4 separate regions of the Homo sapiens genome follow, and regions 2, 3 and 4 are each linked to region 1. Evidence: read pairs that join two places in POLR2A ChIA-PET (ENCODE). Cell type or tissue: MCF 10A. All regions are shown on one strand. Each heading gives the region's core, and the rest is flanking DNA. Links, peaks and the distances in the headings are about the cores only. Region 1 has its middle 65 kb from the start of PALMD. Region 2 overlaps PALMD (palmdelphin). Region 3 holds the start of PALMD (palmdelphin). Region 4 overlaps PALMD (palmdelphin).

Region 1 (7,851 bases), core at 1,632-6,631:
TTTTGAGATGTGCCAGAATTGGGAAGAACTATATTGTTTGTGAGAGAACCTAGCGGACAACTCTGAAGAAGGAAATCTGATTTCACAACTGAACTATAAAATCCCAGGGGACTTGAGACAAGTGGCAACTTTAGAAGAGAAATCTCAATAAGAAGGAAAAAAATGGGAAATTGGAGTAAGGAAGTAGTGAAAGGGAAAAGGGAGGAGGGAGGCTAAGGCCAAATCTGAGAATTTCTTAGGGAGTAGGAAGGCAGGTAGCCCTTTCTCACCACTTTCTGAAAGCTGCCTCCTCCTCAACTCTCTCTCTCTCTCTCTCTCTCTCTCTCACACACACACACACACACACACACACACGCATGCAAAAGCTTATGCACACACAGACATACATATTCTAAAAGGTATTAGATTACAAAAGAGTTGATTATAATAATCCTCACTGAGATGCTTGGCTAATCAAAGGAGAATGTCAGGAAAACAATCCTTGCCCTGCCCAGTAAGGCAGGAGGGTTGATGAAGATGGGAGAGGAGGACAAAGGAGTTGAACATTGAAGGGGAGCTTGGAACAGCACCAGAACGCCTGTCAGCATATTCATATCTGGCATCTGCCTCCCTGACAGATTGGAATCTTCCCAGAGCACAGTGCCTTTGCTTAGTGGTTTCTCACCATGCCTGTAAGAGAGAACGCTGCTCCACAGGTGAAGACATCTGTTAGAGGTGGTGCTATTCCCCTTCCCTGAGACATTTCTGTTGTTAAAGTCTTAGACACAAACTATTGTTTAGACAAATCTGCCAAAGATTTATTATTACTACTACATTGTTTTAGAATTTACGAAGATTGGTTTATTTAATTATTTTAATGTCATTATACATATTTGTCTTTAAACGGGCATATATAATTGTATATAATTGCATGAATAATCAAATTATTTATCTTTATTTTACTTTAAGTTCTAGGATACATGTGCAATATTATTACTACTTTTAATAACATAAAAGCTAGAATTGCAATATCCCTAGTTTAACTTAATTGAATAAATTTTTGTTTCAGCATCTTATTTCAAAAAAAAGATAGCTAAATTGTATTCATTAATAACACCCCAGAAGTTCAGATTTTAATGCAATCAAGGAAAAAACTTTGTTAGGAAGTGTGACCCAAAACCGAATAGATTGCCTTTAGTGAGACTGAGATCATCACTACTTAACTTGTTCAAGCAGAATCTGGGCCTTAATTAATATTTAGAAAAGATTCATAAATCAGGTAGTTAGTGAAGTCAAATGTATGTGGGGCAATGTATGTACACAGAAATAAAGTAAATATGACAAAATGTTAGCAATTTTTGAATCCAGGTAGAAAATATATGGGTGTTCATTATTGTTCTCCTTTTCTGTATGCTTAATAATTTTTATGAGATATCAAGAAAAAAAGTATGCAAACTTCCTATGTGCATAACATGACCATTTGTCAAATTATTATATTATAATTGAAATGTTTTGTGACCCTTTTTCACAAACATATTATAGGTTCTTCTCCATAATAAATTTCTGTTTACATTATCATTTGTAATAGTAGTCTATTGCATGGTTTTGCTTTTATTTTTTCAAACTAATTCTCAAATGTAGATATTTAGATGGTTTCCATTTTGTGTTACGTGTGAAGCAGCAATGAGTATCTCACATATACATCTCATCTTTGAGGACTTTTTTCATTTTCATATAACCAATCTATACATTTTTCTTTGGATTTTGGTTTTAGCTGTCATGTTTAAAATCATTCCTCACTTCTAGAATATGAAAATCTTGCTTAAATTTTCTTCCACTACCATTATGCCTTGTTTTTTTACATTTAAATTATCATCTATTTGGAATTGAATTTCATATAAACAGCCAGACCTTTTGCTTTGTTCTGATTTTCCCCAGACCCAGTAGGATAAGTATTTTTGTTTTTCATGGCTCCTTCTCTTTCCTAAATGTCGTTTGCTAACACTGTTAGGGTTCTTCATTCAGCATCCTAATTGAGTTTACATAAAGCTCTTATAAAAGCTCCTAGGTTTACATCAACCTAAATTTCTTGCCAAATGGACATTTTGAATTTAAAAAGTATTACTGACAAAAATATTCATGCAATGACATTTCAGGACATTCATACAAGTTTCTGAAGTTCTGAAAAATCTCTTCAAAACTACCCAAGTCCCTCTTAAAGTATCAGCTATTCTGCCATCCCACTGGCAGGAAATGGGCTAAGTGTCTCTGCTCATTTAAGAAGTGATTTGAGCAAAAGGTAACATTCCCAGCAGTCTGAGAGTCTATCAAAGTCTCCTGCTCACAGAAAAGGACTGGATTTTCTTCCATGCTGCTGTCACTTCACTTGCTCTACACATGTGACAAGTCAAAGTGTAAGATTTCCTTTACAAAGACTTTTGAGAGGTCCTCTGATCATAGACATGACATTAGAAAGACAGGGAAACCTGAAGCCAATAGTAAAGAAAGAAATCTGTCCCACTGTATTTTGAAAAATTGGTCTTCCTTTTCCACTCAGGCTTATCCATAAGGATTTTCCCATCACTACGTGGTAGCTGTGAGTCTGGAGTCTTTGTACGTATTTGGCAGAACTGAGGTGAGGGAAGGCATATTCCTATTCCTACAAAATGAAGTTTAAGGCTCTTTCCTTTTTTTTAATGGAAGTACTTGAAATCAAAGTACTTGAATAAAGTACTGTGAAAAATAGATTTCCATGAACCAGGCAGAATAAACAATGTGTTAGCTATTTCCACATCACAATGGCTCCATTTTCCTCTCTCAACCAAAAGTCAATAATCTCAGTGTTTTCACATCAACGAATTTGTTTTCTTTTGAGCCAGCTACTTTAGGCCTAAGGTTAAACACCATTCTGTAAGTGTTAATCACAATTGTATTTCTTCTCATTCCAACAGGTCATAATCTGTCCCTCCAACACCACCATTCTCCCCCTTATCCACCAGTTCCCCGGGGAACAGGCATCATTCTTGAATTTATTATTCTTTTGTTGTATTTTTTCCCAGTTACTAGAATAAGAATGAAGTCATCTGGTTAAACAAGTGTATTTCCCAATCAAGAAAAACCAGGCCATTCCCTTCCATAGGATAGCCACTGTGAGCTGTGGTCATTTAGAGATCTATTATTGAGCATGTGATCTATGAAACCGAAGCAGACGGCACTAGAAAGGTTGCCATATTCTACTAACGTGTTTAATGATGTAAGCAAGTATGGAAACTGTGAAACTGAAGTGCTTAACTTCTATAATCTAGCTGCATTCATGGAATTCATTGCTTGAATTAGGGTCCATGAAGGATAGGAAAACTAGCATAAAATAAGATATTTTGTTATATATTTCTTTGAAGTGCAAGCTATAAGCCAGTCTATTCTATCACTCTCTGTACACCTCAACTGTTTTTCTTCCTTTGGTCTCTGCCTAAACAGTGTCAGTCAGGTTCCTACTAAAAGATTGGCAGTGATACAGAAGATAGTTGGGAGGTACGATAGCATTCGAACGCTATGATTTAGCCATGTGGAATCCACCCTGTCTCAGATAGGGAGCTTGCAAGTGCTGGCATGTCTCTCTGTGCTGGTCTGCCAGCCTCCACACATTATGTTTTGAAAGCACTTCCTCCAACTGCCGCTGAACTGGCAGGGCGGATCTCCTGTGGATCAGTTTTTCCATTCTCTCAGTCCTGCTTAAGCACAGTGTTCTGTTGTCTGTCAACCTTCTGTTCTAGACCAGGCCCCGCCCTTGACCTACCAAGAAAGCTGGGAGCTATTGGAAAGAAAGAGCCCTATTAATGATGCATACCATACAGCCAGGCATCTGAGTCTTCCCCACCTTTCCAGCCATATCCCACTGGCTTTGGACCAGCAATAGGCAGGGACAAAGCAGAAGACATATGATAATTTGGTTTGTTTAAAACAGATAGCTTGACTGAATGTACACTGGGCACCTTGCATATCCTGTGCACATGCAATACATACCAGAATCTCTTCTGGTGCTCATGAAACCCAGAGATCATCTCTCTCTGCACCCAACCCAGAGCTATCAGTGACATCTCATGAGATGTCCTTTTGATTCATTCCAGTGGAAGAATATTATTTTAATGCCCTCTAAATACAAAGTAAAATCAATAGTTGTTTTCAACTACCATCTCTTTGCCCAAAACCATCTAGAATCTCAAGATCGTACAGATGTGGTATAAGGTATGATCCCTCCCCCTGAAAGTACCTAAAATTCTATTAAGGAGACAAGACCATACCCAGAGCCATGTGAGAACAGTAAGTGGTGATAAATTAAATACAATGGCATAGGTCTTAGTAATATGAGTGATAAGAATTTTAAGAAAGAAAAGATACAAGTGAGGCGGAAGTGCTGGGGGAATGCTTCATGAAGGAGATTGAGCTTAAAGGATTAATTTATAGTATTTTGCTTTGTAGAAAAAGTCAGGAAGTCACAAACAAATTGTAAAGCATCCAATGCTCATAGATAGGAAGAATCAATATCACTAAAATGGCTACACTGCCCAAAGCACTTTACAGATTCAATGCTATTCCTGTCTAACAACTAATGACATTCTTCACAGAACTAGAATAAACTATTTTAAAATTGATATGGAACTAAACAAGAGCCCAAATAGACAAGGCAATCCTAAGCAAAAAGAACAAACCAGAAGGCATCACATTACAGGGCTACAGTAACCAAAACAACATGGTACTGGTACAAAAACAGGCACATAGACCAAAGGAACAGAATAGAGAGCCTAGAAACAAGGCCACACACCTATGACTATCTGACCTTTGACAAAGCTGACAAAAACAAGCAATGGGGAAAAGATTCCTATTCAATAAATGGTGCTGGGATAACTGGCTAGTCATATGTAGAAGACTGAAGCTGGACCTCTTCCTTACACCATGTACAAAAATCAACTCAAGACAGATTAAAGACTTTAATGTAAAACCCAAAACTATAAAAACCCTGAAAGACAACCTAGGCAATATCATTCTGGACATAGGAAGAGGCAAAGATTTCATGACAAAGACACCAAAAGCAATTGCAACAAAAGCAAAAAATGACAAATTAAACTTAAGAGCTTCTGCACAGCGAAAGAAACCATCAACAGAGTAAATAGACAACCTACGGAATAGGAGAAAATATTTGCAAACTATGCATCTGACAAAGGTCTGATATCAAGTATCTAAAAGGAACTTAAATAAACTTACAAGAGAAAAACAAACTACCCCATTAAAAAGTGAGCAAAAGGCTGGGCACAGTGGCTCACGCCTGTAATCCCAGCACTTTGGGAGGCCGAGGCGGGCGGATCACGAGGTCAGGAGCTCTCTACTAAAAATACAAACAATTAGCCGGGCGCAGTGGCAGATGCCTGTAGTCCCAGCTACTCGGGAGGCTGAGGTAGGAGAATGGCGTGAACCTGGGAAATGGAGCTTGCAGTGAGCCGAGATCACGCCACTGCACTCCAGCCTGGGCAACAGAGCAAGACTCCATCTCAAAAAAAAGAAAAAAAAAGAAAGAAAAGAAAAGAAAAGAAAAGAAAAAAAGAGCAAAGGACATGAACAGATACTTTTCAAAAGAAGACACACATGCAGCCAACAAGCATATGAAAAAAGCTCAATATCACTGATCATTAGAGAAATGCAATCAAAACCACAGTGAGATACCATCTTACACCAGTCACAATAACTATTATTAAAAAGTAAAAACATAACATATGCTGGCAAGGTTGCTGAGAAAAGGGAACACTTACACACTGTTGGAGAGAGTGTAAATTAGTTCAATCATTGTGGAAAGCAATGTGGCAATTCCCCAAAGAGCTAAAAGCAGAACTACCATTTGACCCAGCAATCCCATTACAGGGTACATACCCAGTAGAATATCTATCATTCTACCATAAAGACACATGCATGCAAATGTTCACTGCAGCACTATTTACAATAGCAAGGACACGGAATCAACTTAAATGCCCACCAATGACAAATTGGATAAAGAAAATGTGGTTTGTATACACCATGGAATACTATGTAGCCATGAAAACAATGAGATATGTATTTTGTGTGAACGTGGATGGAGCTGGAGGCTATCATTCTCAGCAAACTAACACAGAAGCAGAAAAGCAAATACCACATGTTCCCACTTATAAGTGGAAGCTAAATGATGAGAATTCATGAACACAAAGAAGAAAACAGACACTGGGGGCTACTTGAGAGTGGAGGTTGAGAAGAGGGAAAGGAGCAGAAAAAAATAACTAATGGGTACTAGGCTTAATACCTGGGTGATGAAATAATCTGTGCAACAAACCCCCATGACACGAGTTTACCCATATAATAAACCTGCACATGTACTACCAAACCTAAAATAAAAGTTAAAAAAAGTCAGGAAGTAGAAAAACTGAGTGCATCATAATGAAAGGCTTTGACTTTTTCAAGGGACAGTTGAACAGAAAGTATCTTTTGCCAAAGTATATACTGGTAATGATAACAGTAAGAGTTACCACTTAATGAACACTTACTGTTCCACATTCATAGTGTAATATAATATATGCCATACTGTATAATGACATTTAATCTACATAGTAAACTCAGATACTATCATTAGCCTCATGTAAAGGATAATGAAACTAAGTTTAAATTGGCTATGTAGTTTCTCAAAATCACAGCAAGCAGCAGTGTTAAGATTCAAACAGGGCTCTACTGGACTCCTGAACCAAGACCTTGACCTGCTTCACTAATACCTCATGCTTTATTAATATTTCCCACAGAAAACAGTGTTTACTAGTTGTTCAAAAAATTCCCAGTCAGAACCCACCCATGTTGCTTAAGGTATCTAAAACCTCCATCCTTGAATGACATTAGTTTAGGGAATGATGATAGCAAAGCCCACCTTAGGAGAGCACCGTTCTCATTTGGTCATTGATTTTCTTAGTAAATAGACTGTGGTGACCTCTTGGTGAAGAATGTAGATTCTGGGGCCTAGACAGTTAGAGTGCTGCTCACTATAGTCTAGAGTAGTCCCAGAATTTACAACCTAGCTTTAGGTGATTAGCAGTCAAGAAAAGCCCTCAAGTTGTGGAGGGAAAGTATTCACTTAAGTCCCCACTGAGATCCTATAGGTTCCCTGGCTTGCTTTAGAACAAATGTAAATAACTCAGACCCACCTACTTGTGACTTGGCACAGTCTAGACATCTCAAACTGCTCTACTATGGGGCAAGACCCCTGGACCACCCAACCACCTAGAACAGCTTTGACATAGACTTCAAAAAAACCATCCATGGATCCATGTCTGTCTTCTCTTAATGCCTAACGCATCATAATTTATTCATTTATTCAACAAATATTTATTGAGTGCCCACTAGTGCCAGTCCCTATTCTGCCACACAAGCAGTATCAGGAAAGGAGTCTGTCTCCTTTTTTCACTTTTTGTCCTTCCCCATCTTCATCCTTAGTGGGGAATGAGATATGTTGCCTAACCTAATAATATATTAAGGCTAATTCTTAGTTTTCCTAGGAAAGAACAAAAAATGGATCCCACTGGCCTTGTATATATTTTGGTGGCATCTGCACAGAACCAGGGAAGATTTCAAAGAGGTAAAACAGGAAGGAGGAGAGTTAGGGGGACAGGTCTAGAAAAGGAGTTTCTAGTGTCTACCTGTATTGCTTATTGATCAATAATTTTAAAAGTTACCTTCCAAAACTTTGAGACTTGAAACAAAAATAATCATTGATTATTTTTCAGGGTTTCTCCAGATAGATAAGAAATTCACAGTGTACTTAGGGGATGGCTTGTCTCTGCTCAAGGAATCTGGGTCTCAGCTGAG
Region 2 (7,851 bases), core at 1,598-6,597, 100 kb after region 1:
ATATATATTTTTTCTATAGTGGCTAATTGGAGAGGAGTAAGAGTTCAGACTCTGTAAGTAAATATCTGATTTCAAATTCCATCCTATATATTTTCCCAATACTTCATTTATACTTGCCAAATTTTTTCTCTTCCCCAAAACTACCTTTGGGAAGGGATTAGGAATGAGTCCCTAATTTAAGTCTTGCATTGTTTAAGCTTTAAATCAGGGCCGAATATTCTCTTAACTATGAATGGTCATTGAACAAGGAAAAACAACAGATACACAAACGTATATGTATCTTGGAATGGGAAGGAATAATGAGGAAAAAAATAAAAATATAAAAGAAATGGATATAAACAAATTCCTTATAAAGTACCTATCAAGAACTTACACTATACCAGGCATTCTTTTAGGTATCCAGGATTCCTCAACCTCAGCACTATTGACACTTTGGGCTAAATCATTCTTTGTTGTGAGGAAACTGTTCTGTGCATGACAGGACATTCAGCACCATCCCTGGCCTCTACCCACTAGATGTCAGCAGCACCCCTCACCCTCGCCAAGTTATGAGAAGCAAAACTGTCTCCAGACTTTGCCAAATATCCCCAGGGAACAAAATCGCCTCTGGTTACGAACCACTGTACTAGATACACAAAAATTGCCCTGCCTACTAGTTGCAATTTTTGTTTTATGCTCCTTAAGGACAGTCAGTCCTCAAAAACTCAGTGCATTATCTGGTGTACAGGTTGTCAAACCTCCTCTTCTCCATTGCTGGGCTACTGCTGACTTCTGACCAAGTGGAGGAGGTTGCGGGGGTTCTGGGAGCATCCAGTTCCTTACTCTCAGTTATGCTTTCTAAGTCTCTCATCATTTCCATTAGCATTCTGATCTTTTAGAAAGCTTTTCTAGAGCAGCAAATCTCTAACATTCATCTGATATTTATATTGTCCATAAATATTTGAAGTATCAAATCAACATACAAAAATAAGAAGTCAAGTTTTGCATTGAAGTGGAAATTTTAGGAAATGTTCTACATCAGTAGGCATCTCCTGTTAGAGGTTTGTGATTCTAAGTAATTAGTACCAAGATGTTTCCTAGTTATCCTTTTCAACTCAGAGTTGGCTGTGACTAAGGGATAAAGAATGGGAGGGAGGTGTTTGTTTATGTTTAGTTTTCACAAACATGTCATGATGTATTGTGAGACCACAGCGACTTATTAATGCAACTTTCATCCAGTGACTTGAAAACCTTCAAAAATATTCATTAACAGATACGCTGATGAGGTTTGCAGGCTTTCAACCTCATATTCTTACCATATTAGTCTAAAGAGATTCTTGGGATGAATCATATGGCATTACATTACCCACGGCTTTATCTTCAGAGAGAAACAACAACAAACACCAGTGCATTTCAAAATTCCCTAAGGTGTCATTGGCCAAGCAGACCAGGAGCTTTGTCTCTATGCCCCAGGAAAAGAAAGGGGCAGAGACAGGAAGAAACTAGCTGAAGTCATCGGGCTCATGCCTGTAATCCCAGCACTTTGAGAGGCCGAGGCAAGCAGATCACTTGAGGTCAGGAGTTTGAGACCAGCCTGGTCAACATGGTGAAAGCCCATCTCTACTAAAAATACAAAAATTAGCCAGGCGTCGTGGTGCACTCCTGTAGTCCCAGCTACTCAGGAGGCTGAGTCAGGAGAATCGCTCGAACCTGGGAGGCAGAGGTTACAGTGAGCCGAGATTGCACCACTACACTTCAGCCTGGGTGACAGAGCAAGACTCTGTCTCCAAAAAGAAAGAAGGAAAGAAAGAAAGAAAGAAAGAAAGAAAGAAAGAAAGAGAGAGAGAGAGAGAGAGAGAGAGAGAGAGAGAGAAAGAAAGAAAGAAAGAAAGAAAGAAAGAAAGAAAGAAAGAAAGAAAGAAAGAAAGAAAGAAAGAAAGAAAGAAAGAAACGAACACCCTATGAAGTTGTTAACATTGACCAGATCTCTAAATGTTGAATTGCTCCAGATTCAGGCCTTGGAATTCTTATCTCCTTCACTTTCTAGGGAAACTTATCCACTCCTGTGGTGATAAATACCAACTCCCAAATGTATATCTTCAAACCCAGACTTCTCTGAGCTCCAGTCTTGTATATCCAACTGTCTTCTCCATATCACACTTGATTGTCTCAAATTTAACACATCCCCCACAAATCCCCTTTCTTCTCTCTCCCAGATTTCTTCAGCCAATTGTATTGCATGTTTCCAATTATTCAGGTCACAAACAGTGGAATCACCTTGACATCTCCCTTTCTCTTATCCCCTGCATGTAATCATCAACAAATTCTGACAGCTCTTTCTGTCAAATATTTCTAGAATCCAACCACTTCTCACCCTTCTACTGGCAACCAACCTGGATTACACCATCTTCATCTAGATTTTTAGCACAATTGACCTCCATGTTTGCCCCATCCAGTCTATTTTCCACACAGCAGCCAGTGTAACTGTTTACATTTCAAGTCATAGCATGTTTCCTCTCTGTTCAAAATTCCAGTGGCTTCCCCAAAGCCCTTCCATGCACAAGGCCCTGCCTATCTGGTCATCTGCCTCCTCTCTGACTTCATTTCACCTTTCTACTCTCTTGGCTCTTCCTTCGCTCTCTATAGTTACTCTTCCATCTCTCTGGAGCACACTCCCTTTGAAACCCTCATGTTTCCCGCTCTCACTTCCTTCATGTCTCTGCTCAAATGACACTTTATCAGAGAAACTTCCCTCACCACACTGTGTGAAATAGTGCCCCCTCCTCAGGCTTTCTCTATATTCTTTATCTTGCTGTTTACAGCCCCTATCCTGCTTTTCTCATCAAAAATATTTTTTCTTCATAAATAAATGTGTTTATGTGTATATATATGTATGTACATACATCTGCAATATATACATATTTGTATTACACATTTATTAATGCAGGGATTGACAAACTATGGCCCAGGACCAAATCTAGCCCTGGCCTGATTTTGTACAGACACAAGCTAAAAATGGTTTTTATATTATTAAAAGGCTGTAAAAGAAAAAGGGGAAAAAAGATGAATAAGAAACAGAAAGCATATGTGGACTGCAAAACCTAAAATATTTGGCATCCGGCCCCTTATAGAAAAAGGTTGCCAGCCCCTGTATTGTCTCCCACTAGAACATAAACTCCTTGAGCTCAGGGACTTTGTTTTGGTCACTGTAAGATCCCCAGCACATAGAAGAGTGCCTGGTTCAAAGTAGATGCTAAGTAAATATTTTTAAAAGAATGAATGAATAAAGACAATGAGTTTTATTGTTTGTTTGTTTGTTTGTTAGCCCAGATCTCACTCTGTTGCCCAGGCTGGAGTGCAATGGTATGATCATGGCTCACTGCAAGCTCGACCACTCGGGCTCAAACAATCCTCCCACCTCAGCCTCCCATGTAGCTGAGACCACAGGTGTATGCTCAGCTAATTTTTTTTAATATTTGTAGAGACTGAGGTCTCACTATGTTGTCCAGGCTCATCTCTAACTCCTAGGCTCAAGCAATCTTCCTGCCTCAGCTTCCCAAAGTGCTGGATTATAGGCATGAGCCACTTCTCTCAGCCCAACACTGAGTCTTAGTGAGGTCAGGTGACTTGTCTAAGGTCACACAGGAAGCTGGCAGATGAACCAGGTTTCAAACCCAGGTCCACCTGATTCCACAGCTAGGCCCTGATGTGCAAGAGCTGCTTGAAGCAATGATTTGAACCTTCTTGTTTTCTACCAAAAGGCTTTCCTTTGTAGACTGTCTCTAACAGGCAAATTAGGTAAGCACCCTGTGGGACAGGGGATGAAAAAAGAAAGACATACAGTATGTTGCAGAAAACTTTTAAAAATTATATCATAACATATTTACATCTGATATCAACCATATTCAATGTACTTTCATATACATCATCTCTTAGTGTCACCACATATCTGTCTGTATATGGTAATGAGCGTAATCTGTAATTATGCTCATTACACACATTACAAAACAGAGTTTCAGAGAGGTTAGGGGAACTGGCTTTCACAAGAAATGAGTAGCAGAGACAGAATTGAATCCAGATTTATCACTTTTAGTGCAGAGCTTTCCCCTTTACCAAATTGGACCAACATATATCCCCACAGCTCTGCTGAAGGGTAAAAGTGCTGCCATGGATGTGGAGGAATTTTAATAAAATGGCAGTCACAGTTCAGTCACTTCTAAGAAACCAGGGGCTACTCCATTTCACTTAGAGGTCTGTGGCATACAAGAAAACCTCCTCAGTTATAAACGGCAATCTACCAATGGCCAGAGGCAGCAGCAAAGTAAGAACTTTGAAACTGAAGCAATGAGCAAGAGAGCTGTCAAGCTGACCACATCTTGGGCTTTTACTGGTGTGACAATAGTGCAGCATTTTTGAGCTGCCAGGCCCATGACCATCTTCAAGAAGGAAGCCAAGAAAACTGACAGTTCTCTTAGCTGACACGAATATCCACAGCTGTCACCTCCTGGACCAGCTGCTGAATCTAATCAGCCATCCTCTGAGGCAGCTGACTTTAGAGCCTTAGTGTATTTGGCTGAGAAACCATGTGTGTTACGTGGCTGCCAAGGGCCAGCCTTCTGCGTGATTGCCAGTGTCTCTATGTTTTTATAGAGGAGAGGTCACGATGCTGCCCCCTGGAGTTCATTTGAATCTGACACGCAGCTGTACACTGGCCAAGATACCAGCTCAGAATGCTTGCAACAGTCTAGTTTCAAATGTCTGTCTCTTTGTTGCTGTAAGTTCCTTATGCTGTGTCAGGCCATGTGTGCCCTACCCCCCGCCCAGAAAATGTAGCCTCTATAAACAGCAGCAGTTGAAGCTACTGTACTATATTTGGTCCATTTCTGCATCTCTTCACCCTCCTCACTATAATATGGCCCAACTCTTAGGAAACTGAAATTAAATCAAAGTGTCATTTTCAATGGTAGAATATGCAAGAATTTTAAGTACTAAATGACTATGATTATTAAATCAGTTTAATAATTATAATGTTTTCTTCAAATAATTTATATGATGACTTGGATATGAAAACCTGATGAACTACATAATAACTACAAATGTACCATTCCTTTCGGTACAACTTTAAACTTATGTCTCTGTATTTTAAAAATCTCTTTTATTTGGAAATAACATTAGTAATTGCAATGAAGAACATGGAGCAAAGGTCAAATGCTTTACCTAATATATTCCTTTGTCAAAAAAAGAAAACTTGAAAATCGTTCAAAGTCGGGCATTAGGTATCTTCCATATATTAAGTATCATGCTTAGTGTGATGCTAAGTGTGACATTATATTCTTAGAAAGTGTCTGGCTACTTACATGCATATTCCAAGGAAACTTTATATATGGGGAAGACATATTTGAGAACTCCGCATTTGTACTGTGTTAAGCAATAAAAAGTATACCTTTTTGTTGTCAGGCTTGAGAAAGAGATCCAAGATCTTGAAAAAGCTGAACTGCAAATCTCAACGAAGGAAGAGGCCATTTTAAAGAAACTAAAGTCAATTGAGCGGACAACAGAAGACATTATAAGAGTGAGCATTAACCAATTTTAAAACTGTAATTCTCTCTCAAAATGAATCCACAAATACTATATAATTTTTCAAAGCATATCCACATTTAGATTCTATTTTTTAAACTGTATTAATCATGGAGAATTCTTTTTTCTTACAGTCTGTGAAAGTGGAAAGAGAAGAAAGAGCAGAAGGTATGTTTTTGAATAACTTATTTTATGTTAAACTAAGTTTTTTTGGTAATTTGAAATTGTTCCCATTGTAAATATATTCTAAATGTATTTTGAATTCATATTAATTTTACAGAGTCAATTGAGGACATCTATGCTAATATCCCTGACCTTCCAAAGTCCTACATACCTTCTAGGTTAAGGAAGGAGATAAATGAAGAAAAAGAAGATGATGAACAAAATAGGAAAGGTATATGAGAAATCTGTGTTGAAGGGCATGTTCTTAATTTCAGATTTTACAGTGTCAAATATTCACAACTTGCTATGACATATTATTCTTCCAGGTTAAGCAATGGTTCACTTTACAAAGTTCTGTGAGTTATGTGAGTCACCGCATAGGTGAGGATAATGAGGGTATAATAATAGCATTTATTCCATGCATTTTATTCCCTAACAAACCAGACAGGGATAAGGAAGATAGAGACCCAAAGGAGACAAGAAGCTCTTAAAAGCATAGATTCCCTGGTCAAAAATATTTCTCCTGACATATTCCATCCAATAGAACCTCTTTGGGGGTTACAAAGATCTTTTTTGAAAATGAAAATATTCCTTTGGGAAGCTTAGGCCTTATTTACCTCCATGGGAAATTGAGTTACATAAAACTGATGCTTCAAAGCTTCTAGAAAAATGAAGGTTTGCATTAGAGCAGAGAGGAAAACTTTGAATTTTACAGTGGAAGGAAAAGCTACTCTTTATTTGCAGATGGTAGTCATTTATTCATTCAACAAATATTTAGAGAATAGATACTGTGTGCCAGGTTCAGTTAGGCACATAGTAGGTATTCACTAAATATATCATGGTAGGGAGTGCAATACAGAGAATAAAGCAGAGAAGCTGGACAGGGAGAGTGCAGATGAGGGGTGTTGCAGTTTTTCTTGGGTAGTCAAGGAAGGCCAAGAACCACCAGGCTATAGAGGAGGTAAGAAATACAAAATGGGTTCAGAAAGAAAGGTGGGAGGACACAACAAAAGCAAGCTGTAATTTTGCACAGAATTCTATTCGCTTTACCTTTCCTATTGAAATTCCAGCCATAGGGATCTTACTTAGGTCATGAAGCAAATCTCAGCTTCCCCAGTTCTCTCCAGTCCATTTGTCTCAGTGCAGCTGATATTGCTGTACTTTTTAGCCCTTCCTCTACTTGAAAATGGGAGTGAAAATGAAAAGAAACATAAGGCAGAAAGAGAAGTGTGTGATTGTAGCCTTCTCCCTCCCGTTTCCATCCCAGTTCTACATTTAAACAGCCTCTCCACTGTGAAAACTTTAGAACACACCTCTATAATTTCACCAGGCTGCTGGCCTGTACAACAAGGATGTAACTTTATAAAATATACTGTACTAGGCACTTTGCCCACTGTGATGCACAGTCCAACATATTCTTCTTGACTAAAGAAGAGATTGATTCTGCCCATTGAGAAATGCAAAAGAAAGTATATCCATCTTGCTGAATTTATTAATAGGAAAGAGGATATCTTTTTCGGTTCCCCATTGAAATTCTTTCCTATTTGGAACCATCAGCTTATCTTCTCTAATCAACTTCTCTTCTTCAACCCTTTCCATTTTTCAGTACAATTCCCTACACCATTACATAAAAACCCGTGTTATTCCAGTTGGTCATGATATCATTAATGAGTAAAATCAGAAATTTAAAAAATAGACAACATCTCACATACAAGAACATGAAGGGTCTACTTAATATAAAAATAAACACAGTGAAAGCAGGTTAGTTTACAAAAGAAAAGTTAACTAAATCAAAGATCAAATTTGTTTCTTAACAGCTTTATATGCCATGGAAATTAAAGTTGAAAAAGACTTGAAGACTGGAGAAAGTACAGTTCTGTCTTCAATACCTCTGCCATCAGATGACTTTAAAGGTACAGGAATAAAAGTTTATGATGATGGGCAAAAGTCAGTGTATGCAGTAAGTTCTAATCACAGTGCAGCATACAATGGCACCGATGGCCTGGCACCAGTTGAAGTAGAGGAACTTCTAAGACAAGCCTCAGAGAGAAACTCTAAATCCCCAACAGAGTATCATGAGCCTGTATATGCCAATCCCTTTTACAGGCCTACAACCCCACAGAGAGAAACGGT
Region 3 (7,851 bases), core at 1,811-6,810, 65 kb after region 1:
CCATTGCCATCCCCCTTGGATTCTAACACATTTGTATTAGCACCTTAAACACTTCTCCTCTACTTACTTTGTCCTTCATGTTCATCCAGTTTGTGGTCTCTGAGTTCAGACCTTCTGAAGGTGAGGAAGAACACTGGGGACCTTTCCTTTTGTGGAACATCAGCAATTTTTTAGTTTCCTTCTACAGGCTCTTTCTACAGACTCTTTCATAGTCACCCTTCCTGATGGATCTCTTTACCTGAATTTTCCCTCCTTCTATATGTTCTGAGACAGTTGGCAGTTTTATTTCCCTAAAATATGAATCTGATCTTTTCTCTCCCACTTTCCCTGAACATCAAGTTCTATGTATAAATGTATATCTCTATCAATCTCTCTAATTTCTCCTTTCTGCTCCAGACAGGACACTCTCCCTTATGGACCTCTAACACATTGTTTCACCCCCTCTCATGCTTAGAAATGGCTTCTCTGCTTCTAAAGTCTACTTTCTCCCTGCAGTCGCTTTCCTGCAACTCACATTAACCTCAATTTTCAATTCATGTTGCACTCACTGCTAATCCCACACACTACTATCATTCACTATGATATACTTTTCTGGGCTCAAATTGTGCAATAGTTAGCACTTTGTTTCATCGGAATACAACAACGGTTGGTTTACTATTCTTTTGTCTTCTAATTGTTTTGAGCACGCGTCTTATCTCTCCAGCCAGACAGTAAATTCATTGTAAGAAGGAGCACTGTCTCATAATCGCTTATATCCCTACCTCCTAATATAATGTCAACTAATTGACTGTAACTTTTAACTCTTGCCATCCTCGTTTACACTGGCTGGAAAACAACAAAAATACTTGGTAAAAGTAGTTCAATAAGATAAATGACAGCAGATAGTGCTCTATTATATATCTATTTTACAAAGGCTGAATTTGGTCATTAATATAAGGTTAATATTTAATGGAAGCTAGTTCGCTAACATATACTGCTTTTTGAACTATAATTCTGGATGTTTTGTGATCCTTCCGTAGTTACAATAAATTTTATAAATCCACCTGAGACTTCTTTCCTGAACTCCAAATTCGTATATCCAATTGCCTACTCAACATCTCCATGTGGAGAACCAATTGACTTTTCCAAAACTTGGTATCCATCCTCTCCCTCAAAAGAAAAAAAAAAAAAAAACCTAGTTCATCAACCTCACTATCTCAATTGATGGCGACTTCTATTCACTCAGGCAAAGAGTGATTATGAATCCTCTCTTTCTCTTAAACCCCTATATCCAATCCACCAACAGAATCAAAAGTTATCCATGGTACAACCATGGTACAACCAAGGTGGTAACACTCTCATTGTTACCACCTTGACACAAGCCACCATCATCTCTCATCTGGATTACTGTAATAACATCCTATCTAGTCTTCCTGTTTCACACTTGCAAAACACTCCTCTGCTTAAAACACCTCAATGCCTTCTCATCCCACACAGACTAAAAGCTAAAGTCCTTACAATGGCCTACTGGACCCTGCATGAATTGGGACCTGTTACATTTCCAACCAAATTTCCTGTTAACCCTCTCTTAGTCCCAGCTCTCTAACCACACTAGCCTTGTTCATAAAACATGGCAGGTATGGCCCACCACAGGACATTTGCACAGGCCCTTCCTGATATGCTTTTCCCATAAATATCCTCATCACGAACTCTCACCTCTTCTTCAAGACCTTGCTCAAATATTGCCTTCTCACTGAGGCTACCTTAGTGACCCAATTCTAAATTGCAACATTCCCTGCCTTAGCCATCTTTATTCTCCTCCCTGCTCTATTTTCTTTCCATAGCATTTATCACTATGGCTGATGAGAAAGTGCCTCTCAGACATTGAACTCCAGGAGCATAATTGACCCAAGAGTCCCAAGCTGTTTCACTCTGAAATCCATTCCTATGTTTGCTTCAAGGCTATGCTTCCCAGGGGCTACTCCCAGCCAGTGACTGAGCATGGCAAGAATGCTAAAATTCCTGAGAAACACTGGACTACTTTGGTTGCTGACAACTGATGTGTCTCATCATGTGTTTATTCATTCATTTAGTTGACAATACTAATACTTGTTAATTTTTTAAGCATTTGTTATTCATTCTGCACATATTTATTGAGAACCTCTGATGTGTCAGGCACTGTGTTAGGTGTCTGAACAAAATTTCTCCTCTCCTGGAACTTACATTCTGGTAGACAATAAAAGATTAAGTAAACAAAATACAGTAGATGTGGAAATGATGATGTTATTCTGGATCCTATAAGAAACAAATGCCAAGATGGGTTAAATGTACAGAATTTTATTAGGAGAAATGACTGTATGAGAGAACATGGGAGGACAGGCAGAAAAGGCTGGAGCTGGACATGTCTAAGAGGCAGGTGAAAGAGAAAGGGAGGCGAAGTTGAGTGGAAACATCCTAATCTGTATTGCAGTCCAAGGGAGATTGTCAAGACCATCAGAGCTCTGGCTCCAGGATTCCACTCAGGTCCCCCAGATTTTCCCAGCTCCAGCCTTTTCTGCCTACCACTCACATGATGATACCAATCAGTTGTTGCAACTCTGCTCCCTCCTAAATTCCCATCCTCTTTTTTTAAATCTTGTCCTCCCCTACACTAGCAAAATCTTGGGTTTTCCTCTAGCAGAAATGAGATTTGAGAGGTAAATTGTTTTTAGGAAAAGATCCAGACTAATAATTGGATGACTGCCCATTTGTTCTAGGCACCAAATATGCAATTCTGACTGAGATATTTATCATTACTGCTTTCTTGTCTTTAATTTCAGCCAGGATCTACAAATAAACATAATCAGAAGTCTTGAAGGTTTGATTTTTTTTACACTTAAATATGTTTCCAACAGTAATCAAACTTGGCACACATCCAAACAATCCTCCCATTCTCTGGTCTCCCTAAGTATCCCTTCTGAGGGTGTATGAGCAAGGACAAACTACTCTCAAGTATAATTTCAGACTCTTAAAACATGGGTTTCACCTTATAGTGACTGACAGAATGAGGGCTCTGTGGTTGGGGAACTCCAGTCAACAATGTGGGGAAACCTCAGTAGGGCCAATAAGTTTCTCCAGAGGACATTCCCACACCGTTCTGCCTTAGGCTGTTACACCCAGCTGTAGTGTTCTAGGAGCTAGACAGAGAAGGAGGCTGGGGGTCCAACCACTTCTCATAAAGACTGACTTAACCTTCAGCCTGTGCCTCTCCTTGCCCCGTGTCCTTGGGCAGTCCTTGATGAATGCCACTTATAAAGTCAGGCAGCTGGTGTTCCAATCCTGGCTTTGCTACTTACTAGCTATATGGCAAATTACCTCTCTGAGCCTGTTCCCTCATTTTTAAAGTAGGGATTATAGCACTTATCTCTCAGCACTTTGCAAGTATGCATTTACCTGTAGAAAGAATGCAACAAATATTAGCTATTATTATTACTAATATCAAAACTGCAAAGGAAATTAAACCATATGTTCAATGTTTGGGTTGTCCTTTTAACCTCTTCAGCTGAATGTTGATATGAAAGCGCTTAATAGCATTCAAACACATAATAATAAGGTAGTTGGTAATTAGGATTTACTTCAGCAAAATTTAATTAAAGAACCTGTAGGGAAAAGAAAACAGACAGAGCCAATTGTACAGCTTCCCAGCCTCTGCTTTGACCTAAGAGTCTCACTGGGCTTGCCTGCCTTTTTCTAAAGGATGGGCGAATATTCACACAGTGCCGGGCTCCAGGCAGTTACCAAATGTCTCATCACATTTTCAAAGGCTCACTCCTCTCTCTTGCGTAACCGGTGAGGTCAAAATGGGCACCTTCCTGAAAGCCAAGAGTGTCATTTCTGAACAGCGTCCAAGAAAGAAAACTGCATTCCATAGAAATCCAAGTCAAGCAATAACAAAAGGTGGCACTTGGTGCTTAAGCCACACTAAATACCTTGGTGGGCCAACTTCTTAATATAGTCACATTAACACCTTTGATTTCTCCATGACCTAAAGATTCCAAAGTTTGCAACAAAGTGCTGAGCAGGGGGGTCGGGGGTGGGGTGTAGACGGGGGAGAACGAACCAATGTAAATTTACCACTACATGAAGTTTAAAGTAGCTATAGATTGTTGTATTATTATCAAATCCAATCAGTGGAAGAAAGGCAAACAAGTGACTTGGCACTTCTGCCTCAGTCAAGGTAAGGCTCTCTCCCCTAGAGCTAGCAAGCAGGTAAACGAGCTTTGTACAAACACACACAGACCAACACATCCGGGGATGGCTGTGTGTTGCTAGAGCAGAGGCTGATTAAACACTCAGTGTGTTGGCTCTCTGTGCCACTCCTGGAAAATAATGAATTGGGTAAGGAACAGTTAATAAGAAAATGTGCCTTGCTAACTGTGCACATTACAACAAAGAGCTGGCAGCTCCTGAAGGAAAAGGGCTTGTGCCGCTGCCGTTCAAACTTGTCAGTCAACTCATGCCAGCAGCCTCAGCGTCTGCCTCCCCAGCACACCCTCATTACATGTGTCTGTCTGGCCTGATCTGTGCATCTGCTCGGAGACGCTCCTGACAAGTCGGGAATTTCTCTATTTCTCCACTGGTGCAAAGAGCGGATTTCTCCCTGCTTCTCTTCTGTCACCCCCGCTCCTCTCCCCCAGGAGGCTCCTTGATTTATGGTAGCTTTGGACTTGCTTCCCCGTCTGACTGTCCTTGACTTCTAGAATGGAAGAAGCTGAGCTGGTGAAGGGAAGACTCCAGGCCATCACAGTAAGTCTGCATACAGTTATAACTCATTAACGTTGTTACTTAGAGGAAGGCAGACCGTGGCCGGCTGCCCCTGTCGCTGAGCCCTCGCAAGTGGAAAAACAGAACTGTCAGCCTTCATGGACGAGTCTCTGTTTCTCTCTTAACCCTCATGACCCTCTGTAACTCTGGGGCTTCAGAACCTGAGTGCAGGGCAAACGTTCTTGATTTTCAAAAAGGCTGTGCCTGCATTTTAAACAACAATCAAAAGCTGTTAAGGCAGTCTGATTAACTATCTTTCACACTCTGTGGTGTACCTTAGAAATGCAGTTTTTCCTTAAATGTCCATTTGACTGGCATTAGATAAAAAAACAGATCCCCAACTTGGAAACTTTTTTAAGCTATGAATGCCTCAAAAAGTTAGAATTTTTTTTAAAGAGAGAAAAAGAAATTTTAAAAATGACCTGAAACTTTATATTTGTAGTGTGGTAGCATGTTCCAGAAAGCCTAAAATAATTAAAATGAATGTTAATATACGTAATTTAAGCATTAAACAAGAGAAAACTAGGTAAAAGCACGTATCAGATTAATTCTAAGATATCAGTTTCCAGCAGAGTCACAAACTGAATAAGATCCTGATAAAGGAATGCAGTGCATGCAGTGGATTTGGAAAATATTTTGTTAATACCGAGAAGGAAAATCGTACATTTTTTATGTTTGTTCCGGGAAAAAGTCAAAGCCAGAAATAAATTACTTTTCTTAAATGATCCAGCTTTCTTTTTAATTTTATAAAACCCTGTATTTGGCAGTAACTTGGAAATCTGTGTCACAATCATTTATCCCTAGCTATAACTTTTGATGTAATTGTTTTAAGAAGAAAAAGATCTTTGGAAAGCAATATCCCAATTTCTCAGCATTTTCTGCCACTGACATTAGGTATAGGAAAAAAATGAGTACTTTTTAAAAACTGATGCTAGATCAGGGATTTTTTGTTGTTGTTCTTAAAATTTTCATTGCATAACTAATTATGCTAATCCTAATTTAGATTTTTTACTAATTGATACAATATCTTAGTTTCACCCAGGAAACATTCAGTAAATTGAAATGTCTTCTTAGCCAATAGTAAGACACCAGAAGTCTATTGATAAGGTTGGCACTTTTCCATAAAACAATGCTTTGTTAAATGTCTAGCTTCTAATTATTACATTTTCCTCTCTTCAGAAAACCTTGGTCGGGATTATTGTTTGTTTTGTTTTGTCCTTTTTTGTCATTAAACTCAGCCACCATCTCAGCTGTCCTGCTTTAAGGGACAGGAACTCGGCTCTGCTCTGTTGTTTTTGGCATGGGCCTTTTACATTACAGCTGTTGTCTAAAGGTTACTTTATTAGACTGCGTGAGTTGTGTGGTCACAGGCTCCACTATTTCTAATGCTTATATCTCCTAATTAGCTAATTGAAATAGACAAGTAGACCCTTGTTCTGAATTTGCCTCTTTCAGTTGGGGGACACCCTCGCTCAAGCCCTTTTTCCCTCCAGTGTACCTTATAACTCTTACCAAAGCCACACATGTTCCAAAGATATGGCTGTATACAGTTATTTCTAAGGCTAGGAATCTTAGTCACTGAAGGTTCCAAACGCAAATAGAGACAGAAAATCCTCATAATGTCTTAAAAGCCATCAAGAGAGTAAGTAGCTTCCTGAATATGCAGATGTATGCTTTTTTGATGATTAAAAAAATTTTTGGATTATTCCATCAGCCTAAATATATCCCATTAGAAAGGATTAAACAAATCTCCCAAGTAAGATCACAAAGTAATTCTAGCTTGGAAGTAATATACTTGTATAAAGGTTGTAGGGAAAAAACTGGAAAAAGTTTATGGGAACAAATTTCTCATAAACCAGCCTACACCTCACCAGGCTAAATCCAGTCACATTTGTCACCACCTAGAGGAAAAGTGGAGCAGTGGTGTGTCCATGGAAACAACACATCCACTCTCCTCCCTCTTGGACGCCCTGGGACACGCCAGCTTTCCTCGCCCTCGCCCTTGCCTTGCCCAGGAAGCCACCTCAGCTAGTCTCTTTCCCCCTAGGAAAATAAAATCACAGAGTATGCAGAGAGTTTGCAAGAATTATTTCATTTTTGGAAATGCTTAAGCCTCAGAATCTCCAACCTAGACTAAAACTCAGAGAGTATCTTCTCATTTTAGCTTTTTCCTAGTACTTACCTACACTGAAATAATTTTTTGTATACTTCAAGAATGAAATCAGAAGGCAATTCCCCAATGCACCCAGACATAGCAACACATAGACCTCACTTTGGAGGAAAAAAAAAAAACTTTTACACTCTAGGATCTATTTGCTTTTTACATTAAAATTCGTTTCTCCAATTGCTGGCTATAAAATAAAATAATCTTCACAGTTGTATTTATTCTACCTGGTTTCAAGTGCCTAAAAAGTCATTATTTTTCACTGCAAAGAACTGAAAAAATAAACGTATATACCTAGAATTTGACAGAACAAAGATCCAAGTGCCAGTCTTTTTCTTTTTCTCAAAAAAAAAAAAAAAAAGGTTAAACACATTAAGTAGTTGAAATGTGACACTTAGGCTCTCAAATTGAAAACTAAATTACTATCGTGATGCCATTCATTTCTCATATCAGATCAGTAAATTGAATTTTAGATTAGTCAGATGTCTTCTCAAAGATTTAAAGAGAATAAGAGCAAAATTATGAAAGTATGCAGAAACAATTGTTCAAGGGTAGATACTTCAGTTTGGGTATACCAAATATAGATTCTATTTTACACAATTACTTTCATGTTCTTCCTTAATACTTTATCCATGCACCAACTCTTCCCTTACTAAATTAATGGTCAAAGTACCCCTTTGCCTAGAAGTTCAGTTTTCAACTATAATTTAAACACAGGGCTGCTTAAAATTAATTAACTATTATGTTTGATCTTTAAAATGTCTCTTGAGGCCCTTTTCAAGTCAGTACACACTTGAACAAATAGCTGATCTTTCTACAAAAGGTGAGCTAATTGGAATTCAATAGTATTTTGAAATAGACTAGTAATTTGAAATTCACCTTTAACAATACTGGAACTGAGGATA
Region 4 (7,851 bases), core at 1,425-6,424, 82 kb after region 1:
CAATATGTTATTCATAATGGTTACATTAATAACCAGTAATGTCTGATGTGCCAGGTTGCAACAGCTATCTATAGAAGTGCTCCAGGTTCTGGGGAAATTTAGGGAAGCAGGTGGCATTTCACATTTATTTGCTCCAATGAAAAACTGGGAAGAAATTAGCTGACTATGATAACTTTTGGTATACTAGCAATCGAGCTAGATAAACATCTTAAGGTTGACTTATAGTTTATTCTGCTATACTGAAACTAAGTTATTGTCATATTATTTTTCATTAATGCTAACAGAGTTCAATGAAATTTGGCAAAGGAACAATAACTCTGCTGATGAATATCTTATGAGGAAAAAGTATGCCTATCTTAAAATAGGATCATGCCTATAAACATTATGAAATTTCCTTCCTACCTACCTAGACTGATATAAGAGAGGCATCATATTACCCCTGAGTGACAAAACATTAGTATTCCCTAGCAACCCTTGTATAAGCCTGGTGTTGCCAAAACACTTCGGATGGCATGCCTCTACTCACAGATTCAATTGCCTGATTACTAACCCCAAGATGAAACTAGCCCAAATGGCAAACCAGCCCAAACTGGCAATGAGCAGGGGTGGGGAGGCATTGCTGGGTTCAGCAATCCTGTCCACCCCACAAAACATGCTCTTCTCTATGGGCTTTTCACGGAGAGCTAGCTGCAGCACCAGCATCTAGGGAGCTAAAAATGTGCTCCCTGCTAATGAGAGGTCACACTCAGTGCTTGTTGTCCTAGTGCTGCCTCCTGGCCACAGTACTTCATGAGGGAGAAGAAAAAGGAAGAAACTGTGACCAGCTTGATTAACTTTCCACTCCAGGGAATGGCACAGTGAATTGGCTAGGAGTGTGGAGGCTGACTTCAGACTGCCTGGGTTCAAATCCTGGCTCCGACAATTGTCAGATGAAACTTGGATGAGTTAATTTCCCCTAAATTTCCATTTCCTTTTTTCAAATGGAAATTAGCATAGTATCTCTTTGTTATGACAAGTATTAAGTAAAATTGTGCCTGAAAAATATTGCCAAAATGTTTGGCACAATGAATTTAAAGTACAATTAATATTTGCTCAAATAACAACCTCTAGAGAGAGTGAAGAATTGACTCACAGAGGCTTTCAGAGTTTTTGTTACTAATGGCCAGATTTCATCCAAAGAAAGAAGTGATTCTCAAGATCCATGCCTGTTGCCTAGCTATTTTTTTTTTCAAAAGAAATACTTACGAAATTTTAAAAGTAAGCTGATATAGCCTGAGTCACATAGTGAGACCCTGTCTCAACAAAACACCAAAAAATTATCCAGGCATGGTAGTATGCGCCTGTAGTCCCAGTTACTCAGGAAGCTAAGGCAGGAGGATTGTTTGAGCCCAGGATGTCAAGGCTACAGTGAGCCATGATTGTGCCACTGCACTCCAGCCTGGGCAACAAACAACAGAATAAGACCTTATCTCAATAATAAAAATAATAAGCTGATGAAGTCATATATTCTCCTTACATGCAAAGAGAAACACAGCATACAGTTGGAGAGCAATATGTTGCTTTTCTTCAACAAATGTACCTGAAATTACACATCAAAAAAGAGTTTTTATCTTCAAAATAGTCACATCAGGGAACCCATGCACTTATATATCAATAATGCACTTACATCAATAATGCTGCCAAACATTTTTGGATCTCCTTCTTCTAAATTACCTTTACAGCTTACTTCTTTTGGATGTCTTCATTGGCAACAAAATTTTATCCTTTGGGAGTTTTTAATTTTGAAAGCAGATTTAAAACCAACACTTATGAATAAGATGGAGAAGAATGTCACCTCTGATCAAAAATGAGGAAATAAAGACCTTTTTGCATAACTAGTCAAATGTCTCAAACAATTCCAGGGAATCTCTAAAACATTTCAAGCTAATGAAAGCACTGTCAGATTTAATGTGTTGCTTTCTATGTGATTAACAAGTTATATATTTATTTATTTAATGTTATTAAATACCTCTAGAGCACTGTGACGAGTACTGTTCTAGAAACTTTTACATATATCAGTTATTTAGTGCTCACATCTTATGAAGTAGGTGCTCTCAGTATCCTCGTTTTACAGATGAGGTCATTGAGGCACAGAGAAGTTAAGGATTTTGTCCCAAGACACAGAGCTAGTAAGTGGAGGAGGCAAAAGTCAAACCCAGGCTGTCTACTTAGTATATTTGCTATATTTTCTTAAAAGTACAACCTTTTTGTATCAGTAGTTATGCTTTCTGGGTTGTCCGAGGTAATGTAATTTAAACTTGGTGAAAGATACAACATATCTTCATGAGTTTTGTTTTACCTGAGCTAAAAGCCTTCTTAGTGTTAAGAAGCACTATCTAAACTATTTTCCTCTATCTTCCCATAGCAGGCTATGCAAGGAGGAAACAGTCCCAATTTCCAACTTCCTAGTTTTCTAACGATCCATAGGTTGACCTGTTTTTCCACATAAGGAGTCCTTTCACCCAGAGGCTTCTTCAACCTTGGACCAGGATCAGTCTCTCTTCTCACGATGTTTCCTCACACCTATTTCACAACTTGTCTCTTTACAATTCACTTTTTCTATTACATCACTCAGTAGGTCAATCTTGCTAGACTAATGGGGAAGAAGGAAAAGGGGAGTGAAGAAGGATGTTTAAGCCCTCTTTGAAAAAGTGCCTTTTCATATTCTTTCCCATAAGGAAAATGCTTCAAATGTCTCACTTCGCTCTCCTTTGCTTTGAAATAGGAGTTTCCAAAGCAGCTTCACACCAATGCCAAAAAAATATCAGTAACGGGCCATTCAGATAGTGACAACAACCCCAAGGAAACATAATTAAGCAAATTTTAAAAATAAAATATACTGGAACTTTTTTATTTCAGGATAAAAGAAAAATACAGGAAGAAATCTCACAGAAGCGTCTGAAAATAGAGGAAGACAAACTAAAGCACCAGCATTTGAAGGTAATTTATGGCTTTAATTTCATTTCAATGATTTTGTATTCAAAAATTCTATTGGTACTCAAATTTCAATAGTAAAAAAGCTTTAGGAAAGAAAAAAATTTCAAGATAGTTTGACTAACATTGTAATAACCATAGGGGAGGCCAACAAGCTAGTAACATTTGCATATGAGATTAATACCTTCTAGCAAACATGTGCAAAGTTGAACACATGGTTTTATTACTTTTATCCTTTATAACTGAGTTTCCCAATTTTCTTGAGCAACCTTGAGAATTCAGCCTTGAGAATTTGGCCCTGCTCGCAGTCTTGCTTAACATCCCTAGGGAGTGGATCCAGCTAGGAAGTGCCTTTTGAAATCAATGAAAGGCCAGTCATTCCCCCGGGGGTGCAGAACAGTGTCTGGCCTGGTCAAGGATGCTTGTATTTAAAAGTTCAGTGCAATGAGTCCAATGTTGTTTGAGTATGCTTCGGGTTTTTGTTTTATTTTGTTTTGACAGAACATGAGATCATAACCAGAAATAACTTTCCATGTTTAAAATCAGATTTTACATCTTTCACTGGGTGTGGCCATTTTGTAATTAAAGCACATTGAGTTTCAACATTTTATTACTTAGCTTAGTGACAGGATGCAAGCAAATAACAAACAGCAGCTCCTTGTGAAAAGGCCCAAGCAGGAAACTACTTATCTGACAGGGCTGCTATCAATAGATTTAATGAATCCCCTTAATGATACAAAGCTGCACACTCAAGGGGTCTACAAATTTAAGTTAAACTTGCTGAATGCAACTGACTTCATTTTTCTAATGGAACAAGTACCTGCCTCTGAAAAAAAACATAATTTAAGATTCCAATTAGCCTCATTCTCTGGATTCTGTTTGCTTCTTTGCTTCTAAACAAGTTGACATTTCCGATGTTTGATGGATAATTTCAAAGCACAGTTAGTCTGCTCCCCTTCCAATATGTCACATTGAATTTACATGAGTAGTATACATAGTCAAGAAATGTAGTGTGTACTCCTAGGAAATCAATGAAATTTAAAAAAAAAAAGTTCCAAGTTGTTCCAGTGCAATTCAAATGAAGTCAACAGTCAAATCTAGAAAGTTTTTTAGATAGGCCATTTCTCACTCCAAAACCAGAGGTCATTTGCTCTCCTTTCCTCTCTCTCTCTCTCACACACACACACTTGCACAATTTACACACACACAATCACACACACAATACACACAATCTGGATCTCCCAATGAACTACTTCCTGCCTCTGAGTAAAATGATAGCTCTCTAGCTATCCTTGAGAATGGGCAATTGTTATCCTTGCAGAATGGGTAGCCACAAAACAGTGGAGCTCACAGTAGAAGAGAAGATTTAAATATCCCCTTAGTTCGTTCTAGAAGTAAGTTTCGCATGAGAAGCCTGACTCACTGAAAGGTCCATTTCTGAAGTAGCACCTCATTCCAGCACTTGCCAAAAACAGTCTGGAAAGTAGTAGATGATCTTCCTTATTGGTTTGCTCTCCAGAACACAGGAGACCTCTCCTGATCCAATCCAATCAAAACATTTATCATGTTTTGGACTGCCATATACAGTTGTGCAGATTGTGTACTGCACAAAGGTACCTGAAATGATGGTGCTAAAATCTTGTCCACATTCCTTTGCCAGTCGTGCACTCTGGTTCAGGGATGCTTATACCTGGAGCAAAAGGTTTCAATTTTCTCTGCACAAAAGTGCTATCCACTTTCCCAAGCTGTTCACTGGAAAAAAGGGGTGTGTGTGGCATGGAGCAGGGCTAGGAGTTGGGGGAAATGACACATTGTCCTAATTTGGGAAATTCAAGATTAAATAAACAAGATAAATGATAGTTGTTTTAATTTAAACTACAGTATAATTATTCTTTAATCTGGGATGGTCAAGAAGGCACTATTAAAGGTATGGGATTCAAGCTGAGTCTTAACTGGTAAGTAGAATTTATATGGATGTATATAGGGCCTTTAGTCAATAAATATTTATTAAGTACATATTATGTACAAGCTATGAAGCTAGACACTAAGAATATAAAACAAGTGAAATTTGGCCTGCGTCCTTAAGATGGTAACTGATACATAAACTCATAATAACAGTTATTCTGTGATAAACACTGTATGGGAGGCATAAACTGCACAGGGCACAGAGAAGAAAGAGTGGCTATTTCAGTAGAGCACATTCTTCCAAGTTTTGCAAAAAATAGTTGTCTATACCAAACAGCAACAAGGCATAATTCCAAAATGGGGTTCAAAATGTGCAAAAGTATTTTTTAAAATAATTCTACAATGTCTTCACCAAATTAAAAAGCTCTGTTGGCCTCTATAGCCTGTCTCTTATTTTCTTCATCCATTCGTCCTAGTCTTCATGACTATCCTCTCCACTTTCCTGATTGCAAACTAGTTCACTATACTTCAGTGACACACATTAAACAACATAAGCATAAACATTTACAAAGTGTTCCTCCTACATCAGAATACACACATTTCAAAATAGTTGTAGTAACTCCCTCTGATATTCTTTAGCTCCTGAACCTGATGATCATTCTCATAATGTGCTAGCAAGGGAATTTCTGGGACATTTTTTACATCTTAATATTCAAACTACTCATACAGAGATTTTTTTTCTGTATGGATCTTCTTGCCTAGTAATATGATCACAATCTCATGTTACCAGGAAACACAAAATACAGTCAATCTGAAAAATTTTTGATTTCCATGAGTCCGTTCAATTCAATCTACAAAAAACCAATTTATTCCTACTCTACTGTAACTTCTGGGTAGATATAGAAGTGCTCAGGAAAACCTTTTCCTAAAAAAACTGCAGAAAGACCTATCACCTGCATGTCACATATTTTCATTTAGTTCATATGGCTTTCAATTCTGAATTTCATTGTAAAGTAGATTTTATTATACTCATTAGCCTCATCCACTAAAGCACAAGTCTAAACTGTGACATAAAAGCAAAATAACTCTTTTGATTACTACAGTATATATGTGATTGCATCATATATCATTTTGATTGCACATCCAAATTGCATATTTTATATTTAAGTTCAAAGAGTTCTCCACGAGGCATAAATGAAAATTTATGAAGTATGAACAAAGTTTTACAAGACTAAAATTAAAATTATTTCTAACTAGACTAAAAACCAAGAATATAGCCCCAAGTTAACCTAATCACATCACAAGAATGATTCGCTACTCTCTATAATTCAGCCTCATAAGACCACCCCATCTGAGTGTTTCTTATATAGCTATGTGTGTCATTGGCTGGAACTTTCCTTATAGGTGGTTTGTAAGGAGTAAAACTTACTTCTATAGGTGTTACTGTCTTCTTTCCTATGCATTAGCTAAAATTCCATTAGATAAAAATAAATTAGAATCAAAGTAAATTATTAAAATGCTGCTATATTCAGAGTTTCTTAGCATCTTTGACCCCAGGAGCTGAATCTTGACCAATGTTAATCATATTTACTGGGTCTGCAGGAAAACATTTTTGCAAACAGCTAAACAGCTATAATAAATGGTTAAGATAACACTGGGGTAAAGAATCTCTGGCCACAGAATGGAGTAATACAAATTGCTCTTGTGATGTATATCGTCCACATGCAGTTGCTTAAGATTCTGAAAAGGCCAGTACAAATGTGATGATCTGGGGTGAAGCTGTTATTTACTAAATCTAGTGGTTTTCAAACCATGTTCTGTGTATCCATAAGCTTTCAGGCCCCTTCACTTCTTCAATTAGAGCAGTCCAGAATTCATCTGTTTTCCAAACTATAGTTCCATATAACATTTGTTTGTAATGTTGTAAGTTATAATGTTATATTGGTTTTTTTTTTAAGAAAAAAAGATTTAAAAGTCATTGCCTCAGTAAAAAATAATCATCCTTTGGTAATTATCTATCACAACTAAACTTAATTTTAAATGTTTTCTTAATTCAGAGATACTTGTATCTCAGTGGTATCAGTAAAAAATAATCATCCTTTGGCAATTATCTATCACAACTAAACTTAATTTTAAATGTTTTCTTAATTCAGAGATACTTGTATCTCAGTGGTATTTATTCTAGCATCCTTAAAAAAACACACCCACACACAAACACACAAAGTTATTCTTACTTACTCTCATTTAAATTTCAATATAAGAGAAAGAAGTCCCAGAAAATAAAGTTCCCATTCTCTCCTCACAGATTTTAAATATAGTGAATCCCCAATGAATAATTAACAATGAATAACTGAACAAATAATTGATAGGGCAGATTGGATACATAATGAGAGCCCTTTTATTCCAGGAGAAAAAGAGAAACTTGAGCTCCTTGAAAATAACATGACCATACATCTGATGCTTCCCACTTGAGATGTAGACTACATGCTAATTAAAGCCCATCCAAAATTTACAGGTCTTTTTCATTTGTTTTAAGTCTTCTTAGGTCTTTAAACTCCAGGTCCAGGCGTTTAATTTCCTCATGCAAATTCAAGAGGAGTTTTTGTTTTTTCCATCTGGTGAAATGTAATTTTTTGTGTGTTGTTAAAGTTGACAAAAACTCACCAACATTTAGACAGATCAGTAAATTTTGCGCTTAAGAATGTCTATAACCAGGGAGATTCTGAGAAGAAAGAAGGGGAGCTAAGTAGGCAAAACAATAAACAGCTGCCACACAGCCTAAGAATAACACTGAATATGTTTAAGTTACAACAGCAACCTTCTGTTTTGCCCACCATTCCAATTAATCCCACTAAAGATTTTTTTAAAGCAGTCATTGCATGCTCTCACCAGGGGGAATATCAAAATAGCTTCAAGAAGCTTTTGACTTTGTTTAGGACACAAGATATATACCCATCAATAACAGATGACACT

Evidence for each region. ChIA-PET counts read pairs that join two places held together with the same protein. Peaks named below come from ENCODE experiments on the same cell type or tissue, not always from the same donor. Only the 100,000 strongest peaks of a DNase experiment are listed, where the experiment ranks them.
Region 2: POLR2A ChIA-PET joins it to region 1 with 16 read pairs; 3 of 35 experiments call an interaction of 5 or more read pairs at or near these places.
Region 3: POLR2A ChIA-PET joins it to region 1 with 32 read pairs; 5 of 35 experiments call an interaction of 5 or more read pairs at or near these places.
Region 4: POLR2A ChIA-PET joins it to region 1 with 22 read pairs; 4 of 35 experiments call an interaction of 5 or more read pairs at or near these places.

Annotation. Positions count from the first base shown.
Region 1 is chr1:99,576,999-99,584,849 of GRCh38, forward strand. No RefSeq gene overlaps it. Among named protein-coding and RNA genes, the nearest start is that of PALMD, 65 kb to the right of the region's middle. In MCF 10A, for the core only: no CTCF peak of the experiment used is centred there; a DNase peak (open chromatin) is centred at 3,613.
Region 2 is chr1:99,681,240-99,689,090 of GRCh38, forward strand. It overlaps PALMD (palmdelphin), which reads left to right. Exons shown (of 8, transcript NM_017734.5): 4 at 5,437-5,551; 5 at 5,691-5,724; 6 at 5,837-5,950; 7 at 7,536-7,851. Among named protein-coding and RNA genes, the nearest start is that of PALMD, 39 kb to the left of the region's middle. In MCF 10A, for the core only: a CTCF peak has its summit at 4,666 (motif pointing left); a DNase peak (open chromatin) is centred at 4,642.
Region 3 is chr1:99,641,599-99,649,449 of GRCh38, forward strand. It overlaps PALMD (palmdelphin), which reads left to right and starts at 4,515. Exons shown (of 8, transcript NM_017734.5): 1 at 4,515-4,764. The coding sequence starts at 4,720. In MCF 10A, for the core only: no CTCF peak of the experiment used is centred there; DNase peaks (open chromatin) are centred at 3,803, 4,373 and 6,713.
Region 4 is chr1:99,659,421-99,667,271 of GRCh38, forward strand. PALMD (palmdelphin) reads left to right here. Exons shown (of 8, transcript NM_017734.5): 2 at 2,899-2,979. Among named protein-coding and RNA genes, the nearest start is that of PALMD, 17 kb to the left of the region's middle. In MCF 10A, for the core only: no CTCF peak of the experiment used is centred there; DNase peaks (open chromatin) are centred at 2,561 and 3,311.